2 separate regions of the Mus musculus genome follow, and region 2 is linked to region 1. The links are chromatin contacts, found by Hi-C or POLR2A ChIA-PET in ENCODE. All regions are on one chromosome and are shown on one strand. The core of a region is the stretch at or near the end of the contact, and the rest is flanking DNA. Distances in the headings are between cores, read along the strand shown. Region 1 holds the start of Arid2 (AT rich interactive domain 2 (ARID, RFX-like)). Region 2 overlaps Ano6 (anoctamin 6).

The links. Hi-C counts contacts between places; a loop is a spot of excess contacts on that map. ChIA-PET counts read pairs that join two places held with the same protein, here RNA polymerase II (POLR2A).
Region 2: a loop to region 1 is called in a map of regulatory T cell, with 2.5 times the contacts of the local background. The contact joins the enhancer-like site here to the promoter of Arid2 in region 1. A Hi-C loop is called at or near these places in 1 of 37 maps with a recorded cell type or tissue (regulatory T cell). POLR2A ChIA-PET finds 5 or more read pairs at or near these places in 1 of 5 experiments (embryonic stem cell).

What each region holds. Positions count from the first base shown.
Region 1 is chr15:96,285,692-96,288,824 of GRCm38, reverse strand. It overlaps Arid2 (AT rich interactive domain 2 (ARID, RFX-like)), which reads right to left and starts at 1,303. Exons shown (of 21, transcript NM_175251.4): 1 at 1,039-1,303; 2 at 838-931. The coding sequence starts at 1,130. Gm38469 reads left to right here and starts at 1,427. Exons shown (of 3, transcript XM_011245785.3): 1 at 1,427-2,809. The coding sequence starts at 1,572. The coding sequence ends at 2,315.
Region 2 is chr15:95,885,978-95,889,185 of GRCm38, reverse strand. All of the region lies in intron 2 of Ano6 (anoctamin 6), which reads right to left. Among named protein-coding and RNA genes, the nearest start is that of Gm41389, 24 kb to the left of the region's middle. Within about 2 kb of position 1,770, at least 2 of the 3 ENCODE cell types and tissues checked have a DNase peak (open chromatin) inside an H3K27ac peak, as active enhancers do.

The DNA of each region.
Region 1 (3,133 bases), core at 54-2,553:
GTTTGTTTTGTTTTTGAAGCCCGGACAATAACCAATCGCAAGTCCCTCTGTCGCCCCCTTTTAAATCTCAACGCGGTCCGTTTGCAGTAAAGAAAAAAAAAAAAAAAAGTTCAAAAGGATCAATACTGCTCCGGACAGCGACGTCCGCGAGCTCTGGGGGGGCCGGGGCCGGGGCCGACTCCGATCCCTCTCCCAGATCTATCCATCTCCATAGGCCCTTCTTTGAGGCCTACAGCTTCTGCCTAGCCTTGAAGCCTAAGATGGCTATTTGCAGACAGGTCCTGCTTTCTTTTGTTAGCTGTAGAAAGCCAGGGCGAGCGGGCCGAGGCTGTGCCCCCGGCCGCCGGGATCATTTCGCAGCCGATTATCGATGTTAAACCTGCCCGCGCTAATTTTGAGTTGCACGAAAACTGCTCAGAGTCTGTGTGTCTCTGTGTCTCCGCCTGTGCTAGAGCGGCAGCGGCGGCGGCGGCAGCGCTGACTCGCGGGCGGGCGGGCGGGCCGCGGGCTCGGCGGGCGGCGGGCGAGCACTCCACTCGCCCGCGCTCCCCGCCGCGCCGCTCAGACCCCGCGGGGCCGGCCGGACACCGGGCAGGGCGCTCCCCGCCGCCGGGCCGCACCGCCCGCCCAAGCCCCGCGCCCGCCGCGCGCACGCGAGCCACCAGGCCGAAAACAGCCCCGCCGCCGGCCGCCTCCGTGGGCCACCGGCTGCGAGCGCCGAGAACGCCGTGTGTCCCGCCGATCGCCCCCCCGACCCCGGGCGCCTGCTCCCGGGTCGGAGCAGACTTTTCCGAGCAGGCCAGCGAGAGGGAAATACAAATTAAAACTTCCACTCACCTTCGCGAATCCGCCTAAAGTAGTGACTCTGGTGTAGAGCCCGTGAAGATCCAGCTCCTTCCCACCCACCGCAGGGATCTTCTTAAACGGCGACCTGCGGGCGACAGAAAGCCCCGCACTTGTCACCGGGACCCCGCGCCCGCGGCGGGCCCCCGTTCGCCCCGGCTCGCCCCGGCGCTGCCCCCCCGGTCCTGCTCTCACCCTCTGCTGTGGTGGAACTGCCGCAGCTCGTCCAGGAAAGCCAGTCCCTTCCTCCGCTCGTCCGGAGGCGCCTTCCCCGTCGAGTTTGCCATTATTTTGCCAAAGGAGGTCTCCCGAAAAAACCCAGATCGCGGTTCAAACGCGGCCCCCGCTCCCCGCGCTCCCTACCAGCGCCCGGAGCCCATTCCTCGGCCGGCGGTGGCGGGGCTCAGTCATGGGCCGGCGGTGGCGGCGGCGGCGGCGGCGGCGGCGGCGGCGGCGGCGCAGGGAGGGAGGAGGGAGGGGGAGGAGGCGAGGAGGAGGGGAAGGAGGGAGCGGGAGGCCAGGGGGAGCGCAGGGCCGGAGGGAGGGGAATTTCTAAAAAAGTTTAAAGAAACGGGAGCGAAACTAGAGGGGCAGGCGACGGGCGGCCGGGCGCGGAGCCGCGGGGCGAGCGCGGCCCCCACCCTGCCTCGCCGCCTCCCGCGGCCCGGCTCTGGGCCGCCTCTCAGCGCCGCCGGCCCTGGCGGCTCGGCCCGGGGACGCGATTCAACATGGTGCTGCGGCCGGGGGGCGCACGAGCCGACCGGGGGCCGGGCGAGCCGAGGCGAGGGGCCCGGGCGGCCGCAGGCCTGGGAGTTGCGGCGGCGGCGGCGGCGGCGGCGGCGCGGCGGGGCCGGGGCAGGCGGGGCCGCGTGGGGAGGGGGAGGTCTGTGTGGTGGCTTGTGGAGAGCGGGGTGACAGCGTGGATCCGGGCCGCGGCTCCGCGGGGCCCTCGCACACATTCACGCGCGGCGGCGGCGGCGGCGGCCCGGGCGTCCCCGGGCACAGGCTCCGGCGGCAGCCGAGCCGCTGCGCGCCGCCCGCCGGCCTGCCTGCCTGCCCGCCAGCCTCCCGTTCTCTGCTGCCGCCGCCACGGCCGGGCCGCCAGCGCCGCACAGCGCCCCCCGAGGGCCGGCCGCGGCACTGCGCCTGGCTCCACACGGTCGCGGCGGCTCCTCGCGGGGAACAATAGACTCGGCTCGCCCGGCTTAGGGTTCATCTGCAATGTGCAGCACATTTCACACGCACACAAAGCGGGCGGAAAGGGGGGCGGCGCGGGGAAACGGCCACTACCGGTTGTTCCGGGCTTAGGGGTGGAGGCGATGTTCGCGTCCCCGGCGGCGCCCGCCGGGCCTCCGGCCACACTGAGAAGCAGGCTCGCTCGGCGCAGCCCCGGCGGCCGCGGACGAGTCCGCTCGCCCCCTCTGGAGACGTTGCTAGCGGGAGGCGTTGGCCTCCGGGCTTCATCGTGCTAGCACGAAGCCCGCCGAGCACATGGTCCATGATGGGGCCGTAAACTCACTTTGACAAACTGTAGGATCGAATAGGCTGGAAACTGCCTGCCCTACTTTTGTGGAGCTAGAGTAAGGCTTTTCACTCGTCCTCCCTTTTTTGGTCGGTTTGGTGCACCGAACCCGGAGGTACGCAAACGGTAATCGCGCCTGTTGGGAAATAACCTCCCAACTTTGAGAATAACACTGCTTAGGTCTTTTTTTGCACTAGTATCTGAAAAAGAGGGCAAAATGTTTTTCCCTTTCAGTTTAAAAAAAAAGAAAATGTGTACATAGGGAATTCAAAATTTGTATCTTTTTTTTTTTTTAGTACCACTTAAATTTGCATTTACCCGGGTGTTGGAGCCCTCCCCGGTCTGCAAATGTGGAGAGCCTCATGCTTCTCCTTTGGTCTACTAGGATTCCCATTTTAGAGACAGCCACCAGTGGCAAAGTCACTAGCCCAAGGTCACAAGCTGGTAAGAGTCTGGATGGGTTTATTTCAGGTAGTCTTTCCGATGGGAGCACCTATCGGGTGACGGGGAGGAGTATATTAAAAAAAGAGAGAATTATGTAATAGAGCGGAGCGTGCTTCCGGTACTCACTCTAGGAAACGGGTTTATTTCCCAAGTAAAGTTTATGTCTTCAGTGGGGTCGGGATAAGGTGTGGCTAGCAAATTCCTGACACCCGAGGACCAGTGAGTGCCTCGCAAGCCTGTGAGGGGCGGAGACCCTGGCCGAGGAGGAGGAGGAGAAGCCGGCCGGGCCCGAGGCGAGGCGAGGCGCGCTGGTGGGGAGAGCCG
Region 2 (3,208 bases), core at 521-3,020, 400 kb after region 1:
ATTCATGATGCTAGGAGAGAGATAGGACATGGACTCGGGAGAAGACAGGGGTTGGGGGAATAAGAACAGAGATATGGGGGTGGGGGTAGGAGGGTGAGACAGAGAAAGAACCGACACTCTCAAGATATCTCGTGTCATGTATGGAATTTTCAAAGGGTAAAAGAAGAAAGTTGAGTTATTTTGCCCAGTGCCTTCAAAGGAGTGTGAATTTGAGAAGGTAAATCCTGTCCGTCCTCTTGGCTGTTGCTAAGGAAGCCCATGCAGAGCCTCTTCCCCGCCACTGGCTCAAGTGTAACTGCAGGTTACTGCAGGGCAGTGCCTGAGAGACAATGTCCCAAACGTGAATCTTTTCTAGTAACAACTTGGCGCGGAAATCTACCTCAGCAATCTGGTTGAAATGTGGCATTGAGGTTTCCCTTAAAGAGGATGCTACCATCACTCCAGAGGGAAATGGTAGGGCCATGTGGAGTCTGTCTCCTGGATGGACAGGGGTGTAGGGGTGACACAGGCCTGAGGGAAGGACTGCATGTGTGCAGGTACTCTGTGTCACTCAGGGCAGGCAGAGTGGAACTGGTAAACACTCCCAGGATCCTTGATGTCAGTATTTCTGCGGCTACAAAACAACCTGTCAACACTGGTCTAGACTCACATGCTTCAAACATCATCAAAATGGGTCTTTAAAAATCCTGCCTAGGAACCCCACCTCACTGCAGCAGAATCTATTATCGTCCAAAATGCTGACTGTAAATTATTTATTCACAATCAGGATGAGATGTGGCTCTCCTGGAATCTTTGCTCAAACTCATCCTTATGCATGAGGCCGTCTGACCCTTCCTTGCCTTGGACGACGAAACTGACTGCATCTGAAGAAATTTCCCGATATCCTGAAACACTGGAGTGCCCCAAGCTCATCTGGGTTAACTGCATTCACGTCACACAAAGCAGGCTGTAGGAAAGGTTTGTTTTCCCACAATAGCTGAGAAGCTGCACGGTGAAAAATATTAAAATTTTCATATAATTAAAGAGCAATATGAGGGTAGCAAGAACTGCTCTCTGTGGTTTATATGACTAGAAAAATAAAGTAGTTAATTCTGAGACCATGTGGGGGGAGGAAGGGGCATAATTTAGTTCATAACAGAACTAAATTAAAAATAGAGTACCATCCATTCTGCAGAAACTCTGAAATACCTCTCTCTCTCTCTCTCTCTCTCTCTCTCTCTCTCTCTCTCACACACACACACACACACACACACACACACCAAGTTCAGCTCAAGCAAAAGCCTTTATTCAGATCTCAAAACACTGAACTTAACTTCATTTGCATACTACCAATGGCATAGGTCCATTTCCTAACAACTAGAAAGATACAAGATATAAATAAGTGAAGTGTTTTCCTCTGTACAATATAGTAAGCATGCTACAAAGCAGGACAAATTTCACTCCCTTTATTTTGATCAAAATGCAAATGACCACAGTCAATGTCATAAGCCAAATACGGAGCCAAAAAAGTCCCAGGGTTGCAGCTACAGGAGAGGAGGCTGAGGGTTGAGGGGAAAGACAAATATTTGAAGAAAGCAGGGGAGGGAAGAGAAGGACGTAACAGATTAGTCACAGGGGAAGCAGAAGTCTGTGGGCACACAGAGCCGGCATACAGGAGCTTCTCTTTGACCAGACTAGGCATTCCACATTGCTGACTTCAGAGAAACAAGCAAAGGCACCCACTCTCCGAGGATAGGCCCCGGAGTGAGGGCTGTTTTTAGAGTGTACCCCAGGATGTTCCAAGAACATGTGGTGTTGACTCTGTGATAATCAACATGCACTCAGGAAAAACCCAGGGATTTCTGCAGAAATCAGTCTCCCCTTGGCTCTCTGTTCCCAAGGCCATGACCAGCACTTGACACGCTGGGCCTCTCCACGTATTAAGACCCCAGAGTTCCCACCCTCGCCTCCCAAACTACAAAGACTCTTTTTCTCCTAATGGAAAAAAAAAATTATGTTCCTTACAAAATACAAAATAACTTCAAGCAACATGGTAGAGTATAAAGGAGAAATAAAAGTCATATGTAACCCCAGCTCTCAGAAATGAGCTGAGATTTGAAATATTTTTACAGAGTAGTCTTCCAAGCCCACTCCCATCCACATGAACTAAAATGGCACCACACGCACGCACTGTTGTACAAACATCGATCAGAGACATCTCCTAGCTTTATATAAAGCTCTGAATCATCATGTTTAATAGCTGCAATATAATTTAGCTAAACAGTTCCTCCACTGATGAACACAGAAGTTGCTTCCAATTTTCTGCTTCTATAAACACTGCTGCAGTGTGCTTTCTTGTACATATGTATATGTGCACATGTTCAATTACTATTTCATTAGGCTAAATTCTGGAAGCAGATTTCTAAGCGCTACGGCCTGTTCAAATGCCTCTGATACACGAGTCGCTAAGCCATCATGCAAATCACACACCCACCAGCACAGTGTAAGAATGTGAGTGTGCCGGGCGCCACCCTCCCTAGATTACAGCCTTCCACTTTCCCACTACCGCAGCCAAACCGTGTATTTTGGGTTTTTCCTTTTTTTCTTTTGCTCCTCGTAACTACAGGACACTAGCATGATTCCAGGCCCCGCCCAAAGGAATTACTACACTTTTAAGTAGTATCTATTGCCACCTTTGACCTAACTGGACTCTTTAATAGATTCTCTTGAGCTTTGGTGGTGAAATCTGAGACCACACAGGGAAAGGGGCAAGAGGGCACCAGAACAGCACAGAACAAACTCACAGAACCTTTATATGATTCAGTCTGAAAACCCCATGGCCACAAGAGGACTGCTAAGTCAGGGAGAGCACCTGTATGTCTTCAAAGGTGGTGTCCCCGTGGTGGGGATAGGAGGGAAGGGCCAGCAGAGGGGCCTGTGCACTCTTGAAGGAGGCCCCCAGCAAGCTATCTGCAGAAGTAGTGTTCCGTAACCACTGGGGACACTGGTGTCTACCTGACACAGAGTAATCTTGGCTAAGACACTGTTAGAGAGGCAGCAGCCTGTGGTTATGGGGAAGACAGGGAACTGTGTAGGGAGAGACCTTGGAAAGTGCTCATGTGTCCCAAGTGCATCCTGGAATGAAAAGGGAGACAAACTCCAGGCACCGTCAGCCTGCCCTGGGTTCCGCGGCGCTGACCCCGTTATTTTCATCTGGACATTAAACTCA